Regions from separate parts of the Homo sapiens genome. Here all the other regions are linked to region 2. The links are chromatin contacts, found by Hi-C or POLR2A ChIA-PET in ENCODE. All regions are on one chromosome and are shown on one strand. The core of a region is the stretch at or near the end of the contact, and the rest is flanking DNA. Distances in the headings are between cores, read along the strand shown. Region 1 overlaps TIAM1 (TIAM Rac1 associated GEF 1). Region 2 holds the start of CCT8 (chaperonin containing TCP1 subunit 8). Region 3 holds the start of SOD1 (superoxide dismutase 1).

Region 1 (3,496 bases), core at 154-2,653, 2.1 Mb after region 2:
TGACCTCAGGTGATCCGCCTGCCTTGGCCTCCCAAAGTGCTGGGATTACAGGTGTGAGCCACTGCGCCCGGTAGACTTTTTTTAAAAAAGAAGAAAGAAATAGACGAAAACATTAACCGTGTCTATCCTTAAAAAAACAAATTGTGAGCAATCTCAGTCATACTTTACATCAGGGACAGCGAATTTGATGTGTAAAGGGCCATAGAGTAAACACTTTTGGCTTTGTAGACCCTAAGTCCTTGTCACAACGACTCAACTCTGCCATTACAGAAGGAAAACAGCCAGAGACAAGGTGTAAATGAATGGCATGACTGTGTTCCAATAAAACTTTATTTACAAAAACAGGTGGTGGGCTGCTTTTAGCCTATGGATTATAGTTTACCCACCTCTTTTTTTTTTTATATCTGTAACCCAGAAGAAGGGCTCAGACAGAAGAAAAAAATCCAAAGAAAGTTGAGTACACACTGTTGCTTATAGCACATATGTGCAAGCTTATAAAATCCTTTAAATAATCTAATCTAACATAATATGTCTCATTCAAAGTCATATTCCAGAAACAACTCTATCTGTGAACCGTTTTATGGGATCGATCCTGCCATCTTGTGGTCACATGAAATAACAGCCTTTATAGTCTTCATTCTCCTTTACTAAGGGTACACAACTCACTGGAGCCACTTTTCAAAAATTTGATTGGGATGTGGGGACCACAATAACATAATGAGTCAAGGAAGTCAACTGTAACTGAGAGCAATCAATTTTCTGAAGCTTCAACTTGTCAAAATCTTCCAAGGAGCCAATGGACAAAAGAATGAGGGGTCCAACTTCCTTAGCAAGCCAAGCTTCAGAAAATGATTTGAAAAACAACAATAGCAGGGCAAGAATATCCAACTACCCAAGAGCCTTCCATTTCAGATTTTGAACAGAACGCTCCTTTTGTATCCCAAGCTTTGAAAAGAGAAAATAATGACAAAACCCCAACTTACTAAATCAACCCAAACCCGAGAACCCGGTCATGGAGAAATAAATGATAGTAATCTATGCTGTTCATCTGTTCCATCACTCACTCACTCTCTTGCTGAACAAGAAAGGGCCACCCATGTAGCAAACCACATGTAAAGAGCCGGGAAGACAAAAATGAGGAATATAAACCCAGTCTCAGGAAACACATTTAGGCGAAAAGAGAGACACAAGCAAGTAAGAATCGCATGATCTAATGAGGGCCCATATGGAAGTCAAATTTGCAGGGTTGTGGGGGCCCAGAGGAGAGAGCTAACTCTATGGGGTCCCAGGAAGACTTCGAAAGGCAGGTGGCACTCACGCTGCTTCTAGTAGAATGAGCACAGGTTGCCAGAAGGAGCGGGGAGAGGAAGGAAGGGCAGGGCAGGGGGGTCACTGAAGCGCTCGGGTTCAGTCTTCAGGTTGAAAAAGTCCAAAAGACAAACAGAGCTCTGCACACATTTCCACTCTGGGCCTCTCAGCATCTCAGCTCACGTCCTTCTCTCAGACAGCAGGAAAGCAGGGCTGAGTGGTGGTTTGGAAGATGACGATAGAGAAGGCAGGAACAGAGGTAGGACTTAGTCTCAGCATCTTATGTGATTCCCAGCACTTCTTCTTCTTCTTCTTCTTTTTTTTTTTTTTTTTTTTTTTTTTTTTTTTTTTTTTTTTTTTTTTTTACGAGACAGGCCTCTGTCTCCCAGGCTGGAATGCAGCAGTGCAATCACAGCTTACTGCAGCCTCAAACTCCTGGGCCCAAGCGATCCTCCTGACTCAGCCTCCCAAGTAGCTGGAACTACAGATGCTCTCCACTATGCCCAGCTCATTTTTTTTTTTTTGGAGAGATAGAGTCTCGTTATGTTGCCCAGGCTGGTCTCAAACTCCTGACCTCAAGGTATCCTCCTGCTTCCACCTCCCAAGTGCTGGGATTACAGGTGCGAGCCACCACACGTGGCCCAATTCCCAACACTTCTGTGCCTCTGTATCTCTATCCACAGCAAAGTCTTCTAAATATTCACCTTTCCCCAAAATGAGAAACAGCAGAAGCATTATAAAGCTGCCCATGGGTGACAGGTGGATCTGTAGCAAAACAGCTCTATGAGAAAATAAAGTTCCCTGCGCCTTTGAAATTTCAACAGGAAATGCAGGGCCAGTCATCAGCCCATCTTGCACACACATTTTATACCACCTGCCAGACAGAGGCACTCACTGAAACACACAAGCCGCATGATAAACTCCCCGGGTCGTGGCACAACGGAGTTCAGACTCGCCCCCAGCACCCTGCACAGCCATACCTGGGTTGCTGGTGAGAAAGGCGAGGGGGCTCTCGCCAAGGTCGGCAGGGCCGTCCACTCGGTGGGGCGGGCTTTCCAGCAGCTCCACTCCTTCCTCCAGCTCGGGGTAGGTCCTCACCAGGAGGCCCAGCGAGGGCTGTGAGAGGAAATCTTTGAGCATAGAAGAGTTCAGGGCGTCAGCAGCACGATTATTGATCTCAAGAATCTCATCTCCTGCTTTCAGGCCTGCCAACGCAAGATGGAAAATTTTTAATTTCACACACATTATCAGAACACAACAGCTTAGGAGCTCTGCTATAAAGGGCACACCTGCTGTGGGTCTCACAGCCCCAGGTGCTGCTGCAGACAGGCTGCGGTGCTCGGGAGTGATCCTCAGGAGAGGACAGGGGCCTCAGGTTCTGAAGGTTCTAGATTTGCAGGTTACAACATGCCTAGCTGGTCCTTCATACATCAAGCAAACAAACTTACTCCTTCATTAATTTGTGTGTTCCAAGCATCTGCAAATTTCTCACAAATGCTAATTAATTCCGGTTATCTTCCTACACTTTTGGGGCGGGGCGAGCGGGGAATGGCAGTGCTCTCTGATGACTGCCATCACTGTGTTTTGTACATGTTCATGCCTCAGTGCACACTTAAGTCACAGCCAGCTAATATCTATTGATTATTTCCAAGGAACCAAAATGCAGGGCGTTCACTCTGGCTATGAGGACAGAAGTAAGAATGTCTCATTCCAAATACACTTAGAGATGACAGTTTCAAGAACCCAATGCAATCATTTTGTCCTTTTTTGTTTTGTTTTCAAACTACATCTGAACCTTGGGATGAATCTCTTTTGGTAGATCCCCAAAGGATCTGCTAGGGGAATTGCCAAAATTTGGGACCCAAGGGAACGACCATGAACAAGCCCAACCTAGAAGAACAGCAAGTTGAGACACCAAGGTGCAGTTCAAACTCGCACTGGAAGAACATTCCAGCAGCCTGAGAAATGGAGAGGGTGGGAAGAACATGAAAGAAAATAAAATAATCCTTTCAGCTAGGGAGAGAAAAGGAGCCCAATTTCTAATTTTATACACCAATATGGAAAAACCAACTTGAAAAAGGGAGTGAGCGAAGGGCAGGCAAAGATAAATTGCAGGAACGAGAAGCCTCCCAGGCCCTCGGGCATCCCACTCAGATTCTGCAGAAAATGACCCTACAAAGAAGTTCTC
Region 2 (3,344 bases), core at 718-3,217:
CTGCCAATAGCCACTGCTTTAAAAGCATCTTCAGCAATAAGAACTGTTATTCCAGCAATAACACTTAAGTCTGAACTCCTGGCTTACACTCTTGCTTCTTCCCCTCACTCCCCATTCTGTGAGAAACTACCATTTGATCAGATCCCCTCATTCCCATACTTAAGACCCTTCAATGGTTTCCCAACCAGCTTAGGATAAAATGCAAATCCCTTTTCAAGGAAACAAGGCCCTACGTATCCCGGCCCTTGTATGGCTCCTCCTCTGAACTTACCATTCTTCCTTTCTTTGGTAAGCTTCAGCCCTACAACCTGTTGTTGTTGTTGTTGTTTTAAAAAAAAAACAGGTCAAAATCATTCCTTCCTCAGGGTCTTTGTACTAGTTAGTCCCTGAGCCTGGCATTTCCCCCTAAGTAAGAGGTCGGGGGAAACAGCCCAGGCTCAGGGGCTTCTCTCACTAAGCACTGAGCTAAGAGTTCTTCCCTAAACGTCTAAGTGTTCTGTCTATTCCTGATCCTTCTTTTACAGACATTTTTACCTCCTGTCATCCTCTACTATAGTGCAGTTTCTTTCATCATTATTTGGAATTCTCCTTTTATTTAATCATTATTTCTGCCTTAGAAGGACATAAACTCTACGACAAATGGGACTTTTGTCTTTCACTGCAGTTCCTTCAGTACCTATTTATTGAAAGAAATAGCTCAGTGTTCTGTAAAAAACTACTAGCACTGGAATGACAAATAATGTTTTGTGATACACGAGTTTTCCAAAACTGTATTAGTGAAAAAAACCCAAATTGGAAGCTATTATCTCAGCCTGATTTTTTCAAGGGAATCAGCCCATATCATTTTCAAAAGATTATTCCACCAACATTTACCTTGAACCCTGACATTTACTTACTATACCGACATTATTTGAAAAGTGCATCCTACAAACATGAACCTAGTTCTATTAAACTGTTAATGCTCCCCGTACCTCGCATAAAACCTTAAATTCAACCACACTGATCTATTTCTTGAATTAACAAAATCTGGAGGACACACAGAGGAATGCAATTTGAATAGCACAAGAGACAAATTTATCAATAGTGCAGTAAGATATTTTTTAAAACTATGCTACCGAACTAACGTTCAAGAAAAGGCCATTAAACAAAAGTGTTATCTGCACCCCTCTATCACTTATCCTGCAGATTACACAGAACTCAAAGACACCACCTCTTGGTCCAATCTCCATAATTTAAAGACGAAGGAAACAAAACCCAAGAAAGTTACATTTTAGATTAAGCCAGCTAACATAAGTTGGGACCGGAACTCATTTGGCTACAACGCATGGCTTCTGTCAACTAAGCTGAAAGCCGTATGTTTCTCACTGGGAAGCAAGCAACCAAGACCCGGCCCTTTTTCCCACTCTCTTCTCTGGATCGGCTAGTTCTCGTTCTTCCCCATCCTACAACTCGCGAGCTATGTGATAATCGACGTCGCAGTTCTCAAGACAATTTCATCTACGTTATTCAATTTCACCCTCACAACCTCCTTTAAGGGTGACGGGCCTTAGCCCCATTTACGGATGGAGGCAAAACGCACGCGCGGCTTCACATCCGTCCACCTTCAAGGTGTACAATGTCGATCGTGCCGCCGATCCCTCGGCCTTCTCCCGGTCGCGGAAGAAGAGAAGTGCCCGCAGGCTCCGGTGGCCGAGCCCTTCCAAAATCACCTCCCTTTCTGGAATCTTCTCTTCCCCCGGCCGCTGAGCCAGGGCAGCACGCTCAGCCCGTTAGTAGGCCCTCCTACTTCGCCGCGGCCGCCGCAGCCCTATGCTGACGCTCCCACCTCATTCCTTTCCTTCAGCCCTTACTTTCGCTCCCTCCTTGAGCATCTGGGCAAAGCCCGGAGCCTTGGGAACGTGAAGCGCCATGGCCAGCCTGCAGGAAGCAGTTCACGCGACCGCTCGGAAGACCGCGGAGGAAGCGAGGAGCACGCACAGCCTTCTGGGAAAGCAGCGTGGGGCCGCCTCACGCTCTTCCTGGCTCTCCAATTAGCCCACCCTTTCCCTGCCGCCAGGTCTGAAGCATCGCGAGAAGAGCAACCTCTGTGGCCAGAACCAAGCTGACGATCCCCGATCGGGTCGATCGATAGGGCGGGCCCAGGGAGCCCCTCGGGTTTCTGGCTCACGCACGCGCAGACAGCCCAGGCCGTGAGAGGTTGCTCCAGTCTGTGCTCTCTGACCGTAGTCAGTAGTCACGGCGTTAGATTTTTGCGGTTTTTGATCTGGAAGCCACACATCCTTAGCTTAATTTCCACGTATCTTCCAGACCCAGCCACCAACGTCAGGGCAGGTGTGCTTTTTTTTTCCCGAGGCAGAGCATCTGCCCCATCCCCCAAAATTGTCTCTAGGCGTCCGCTCTGTGTTGGGCACCATAGGAAGCGCTGGGAATGCGCACGATAATTAAAGTCGTCACTAAGAGTAATGTAGTACACATCAAGTGCTCAAGTGTGCCATATTCTGTGTGATCTGCTTTACATGCAGTATCTCTGTTAATGGTCAGTCTTAAAAATTAATGAATTGTCGGTTAAAATACCATTTAGTTTTCCTTCCATAAAATGGAGACGATACCATTAAAAATTAAAAATTAAATGGTACTGTCTCTATTTTGTAGAAGGGAAACTGAAGTTCACAAACTGTAAATAATTTTCCCAAGATCACAGAGCTAGTAAATATTAAAGCTAGAATTCCTATCTAGATCAGACTTATTGCAAAATGCCGGTTCTTAACCACTATCTATATTCCTCTTTTCTACTTCTTCCTGGGAATATAAATCCCTTTTACTCTTTTAAGATCAGATATAAATACATATTTATTTATCTGATTTATATATATAATATACACATTTTATATAAATATATCTGATTTATATATGAATTTATAGATAAATATAAATCCCTTTGGCTTGGTGGCATGCACCTGTAGTCTCAGCTGCTTGGGAGGCTAAGGTTGGAGGATCTGCTTGAGCCTGGGAGGTTGAGGCAGCAGTGAGCTGAGATCATGCCACTGCACTCCAGCCTGGGCAAGAGTGAGGCCCTGTCTCAAAAAAAAAAAAAAATTGCAAAAATGTAAATGCCACTGATATGGTTTGGATTTTTGCAAAAATGTAAATGCCACTGATATGTTTGAATTGCCTGCCCAAATATGATGTGGAATTATAATCCCCAGCTGTTCTTGTGATAGTGAGTGACTTCTCATAAGACCTGGTTGTTTAAAAGTGTGTGGCACCTCCCCACTCTGTCTCTTCCTCCTCCTCCAGCCTTGTAGGATGTGTCTGCTTCCCCTTCACCTTCCACCTTGATTGTC
Region 3 (3,364 bases), core at 151-2,650, 2.6 Mb after region 2:
AACCGTTTAGAATATACGAATTATCTGGAGACTACTACCAAATACAACAGGCAAAACTGCAAATATGTATACTTCCTAGAGGATGATAAAAAAATGTGAATTGTATTTCTCTGATAGAGGATGCATTAGAGTCTGAGGGTCTAAATAGCGTAAATAATAAATAAGTAAATAAATCGATAGTAGTGTACTCCAAACGAGGCTGGAATAGCTTCTATTGTTGTTTCACACTGGACTTCAATTAAGTCTCAGTATTTTGCCATACTCAATATTAAGTACTAGGCTGGACGTGGTGGCTCATGTCTGTAATCCCAGCACTTTGGGAGGCCGAGGTGGGTAGATGGCTGGCTTGAGCTCAGGAGTTTGAAACCAGCCTGGGCAACATGGTAAAACCCCATCTGTACCCAAAATACAAAAATCAGCCAGGTGTGGTGGCACATGCCTGTGGTCCCAGGTACTTGGGAGGCTGAGGCAGGAGGATGGCTTGAACCCAGGAGGTGGAGGCTGCAGTGAGCTATGATGGCGCCACTGCACTCCAGCCTGGGTGACAGAGCGAGACCCTGTCTCAAAAATCAAACAAACAACCCCCTCGCCCCGGACAAAAGTAGTTTGCACTATTTTCTCATTTCACAATATGTTTTTGAAATATTTCCCTTGAAAGGTAAGTCATATTTATCATTCCTGTTGTATGGAGGCATCATAAATTATTTCACCATTCTACCCTCCTTGAGTGTTGTGGCCTTTAGGCCAGACAAAAACGCAGGTGATGCCTAGAAGCCAACTAGTTGCCGTTTGGTTATCTGTAGGGTTGTGGCCTTGCCAAACAGGAAAAATATAAAAAGAATACCGAATTCTGCCAACCAAATAAGAAACTCTATACTAAGGACTAAGAAAATTGCAGGGGAAGAAAAGGTAAGTCCCGGGATTGAGGTGTAGCGACTTTCTATACCCTCAGAAAACTAAAAAACAAGACAAAAAAATGAAAACTACAAAAGCATCCATCTTGGGGCGTCCCAATTGCTGAGTAACAAATGAGACGCTGTGGCCAAACTCAGTCATAACTAATGACATTTCTAGACAAAGTGACTTCAGATTTTCAAAGCGTACCCTGTTTACATCATTTTGCCAATTTCGCGTACTGCAACCGGCGGGCCACGCCCCCGTGAAAAGAAGGTTGTTTTCTCCACATTTCGGGGTTCTGGACGTTTCCCGGCTGCGGGGCGGGGGGAGTCTCCGGCGCACGCGGCCCCTTGGCCCCGCCCCCAGTCATTCCCGGCCACTCGCGACCCGAGGCTGCCGCAGGGGGCGGGCTGAGCGCGTGCGAGGCGATTGGTTTGGGGCCAGAGTGGGCGAGGCGCGGAGGTCTGGCCTATAAAGTAGTCGCGGAGACGGGGTGCTGGTTTGCGTCGTAGTCTCCTGCAGCGTCTGGGGTTTCCGTTGCAGTCCTCGGAACCAGGACCTCGGCGTGGCCTAGCGAGTTATGGCGACGAAGGCCGTGTGCGTGCTGAAGGGCGACGGCCCAGTGCAGGGCATCATCAATTTCGAGCAGAAGGCAAGGGCTGGGACGGAGGCTTGTTTGCGAGGCCGCTCCCACCCGCTCGTCCCCCCGCGCACCTTTGCTAGGAGCGGGTCGCCCGCCAGGCCTCGGGGCCGCCCTGGTCCAGCGCCCGGTCCCGGCCCGTGCCGCCCGGTCGGTGCCTTCGCCCCCAGCGGTGCGGTGCCCAAGTGCTGAGTCACCGGGCGGGCCCGGGCGCGGGGCGTGGGACCGAGGCCGCCGCGGGGCTGGGCCTGCGCGTGGCGGGAGCGCGGGGAGGGATTGCCGCGGGCCGGGGAGGGGCGGGGGCGGGCGTGCTGCCCTCTGTGGTCCTTGGGCCGCCGCCGCGGGTCTGTCGTGGTGCCTGGAGCGGCTGTGCTCGTCCCTTGCTTGGCCGTGTTCTCGTTCCTGAGGGTCCCGCGGACACCGAGTGGCGCAGTGCCAGGCCCAGCCCGGGGATGGCGACTGCGCCTGGGCCCGCCTGGTGTCTTCGCATCCCTCTCCGCTTTCCGGCTTCAGCGCTCTAGGTCAGGGAGTCTTCGCTTTTGTACAGCTCTAAGGCTAGGAATGGTTTTTATATTTTTAAAAGGCTTTGGAAAACAAAAATACGCAACAGAGACCGTTTGTGTGACACTTTGCAGGGAAGTTTGCTGGCCTCTGTTCTAGGTCATGATTGGGCTGCAAGGGCAGAGAAGGTAGCCTTGAACAGAGGTCCTTTTCCTCCTCCTAAGCTCCGGGAGCCAGAGGTTTAACTGACCCTTTTGGGGATTTTTGAGGGCAGTGATCTTAACTTTGGGTGCACAGTTAGCTTATTTGAAGATCTTACTAAAAATACACCAGAGCCCAACCTCCGACCAATTACATCAAAACCTGTCCTAGTGCAGGGTGAGTATTGCTGTTTTTTGAAAGTTTCCAAAAGTGATTTTGATGTGCACCTACGATTGAGAACTGTCGTTTGAGGACAGTGGGTGGAGTTTCGTATTTGGAAATTAGAAGACCTGGAGTTTCCATTACACCGAATTGGCACTTAATAACTGTTGTCGGAGCATTTCTTAAGCCACATTTTCGTAAAGTGGCTTTAAAATTGCTCTGCCAGTAGGCAGGTTGCTAAGATGGTCAGAGACAAACTTCTGAACGACTCTTGTAAAATATACAGAAATATTTTCAGAACTTTTATCAGTAAAATTACAAAACGTGTTGCAAGGAAGGTGCTTGTGATAACACTGTCCCCAGAACCTTAGTGAAGTTACCAACTGGTGGAAAATTTTCTCTTGCACTCGGCTTAAAAATCATGAGGGAATATTTACTATACGAATGAGATTCAGTCTTTAAAGGGGTTTACAGAAACGTGAGAGGACAGGAACAGTTAGTCTGTGTAAATGTCTGAAATATATGTGAGGGAGATAATGAGTTTAGCCTTTTTCTTTAATAGGTCTCCAGATTTTCTGGAAAAGGTTCTTTGGCATTTGACTCCATTTTGCTGTTTCATTTGTCAGACTTCTTTTTGTCCCTCTTTACTTCTCCCCACATAATTCACCAGTACTAGTGTTTTGTTTTTCAGACCAAGTCTCGCTCTGTCGCCCAGGCTGGAGTGCAGTGGCGCGATCTCAGCTCACTGCAACCTCCGCCTCCCAGGTTCAAGCAATTCTCCTGCCTCAGCCTCCCGGGTAGCTGGGACTACAGGCGCGCGCCGCCACGCCTGGCTAATTTTTTATATTTTAGTAGAGACGGCGTTTCACCATGTTGGCCAGGATGGTCTCGATCTGTTGACGTCGTGATCCACCCGCCTCGGCCTCCCAAAGTGCTGGGATTACAGGCGTGAGCCACCCCGCC

The links. Hi-C counts contacts between places; a loop is a spot of excess contacts on that map. ChIA-PET counts read pairs that join two places held with the same protein, here RNA polymerase II (POLR2A). Pooled maps may share reads with other maps.
Region 1: a map of naive thymus-derived CD4-positive, alpha-beta T cell shows a loop between it and region 2 (7-fold over the local background). The contact joins the enhancer-like site here to the promoter of CCT8 in region 2. A Hi-C loop is called at or near these places in 1 of 168 maps with a recorded cell type or tissue (naive thymus-derived CD4-positive, alpha-beta T cell) and 8 of 50 pooled maps. POLR2A ChIA-PET finds 5 or more read pairs at or near these places in 1 of 52 experiments (T-cell).
Region 3: a map of CD8-positive, alpha-beta T cell shows a loop between it and region 2 (4-fold over the local background). The contact joins the promoter of SOD1 here to the promoter of CCT8 in region 2. A Hi-C loop is called at or near these places in 4 of 168 maps with a recorded cell type or tissue (CD4-positive, alpha-beta memory T cell, CD8-positive, alpha-beta T cell, GM12878 and 1 more), 1 of 37 single-sample maps with no recorded cell type and 11 of 50 pooled maps. POLR2A ChIA-PET finds 5 or more read pairs at or near these places in 1 of 52 experiments (MCF 10A).

The regions. Positions count from the first base shown.
Region 1 is chr21:31,180,133-31,183,628 of GRCh38, forward strand. TIAM1 (TIAM Rac1 associated GEF 1) reads right to left here. Exons shown (of 28, transcript NM_001353694.2): 15 at 2,289-2,513. Among named protein-coding and RNA genes, the nearest start is that of KRTAP19-8, 140 kb to the left of the region's middle. RefSeq lists an enhancer at 2,372-2,871. Within about 2 kb of position 1,404, at least 2 of the 41 ENCODE cell types and tissues checked have a DNase peak (open chromatin) inside an H3K27ac peak, as active enhancers do.
Region 2 is chr21:29,071,681-29,075,024 of GRCh38, forward strand. It overlaps CCT8 (chaperonin containing TCP1 subunit 8), which reads right to left and starts at 1,968. Exons shown (of 15, transcript NM_006585.4): 1 at 1,851-1,968. The coding sequence starts at 1,910. RefSeq lists enhancers at 1,040-1,951, 1,404-1,573, 1,952-2,863, 2,024-2,193.
Region 3 is chr21:31,658,293-31,661,656 of GRCh38, forward strand. SOD1 (superoxide dismutase 1) reads left to right here and starts at 1,401. Exons shown (of 5, transcript NM_000454.5): 1 at 1,401-1,549. The coding sequence starts at 1,478. It overlaps SOD1-DT (SOD1 divergent transcript), which reads right to left and starts at 1,732. Exons shown (of 3, transcript NR_187558.1): 1 at 1,105-1,732. RefSeq lists silencers at 1,014-1,333, 1,604-1,883 and enhancers at 2,044-2,243, 2,743-3,252, 3,253-3,364.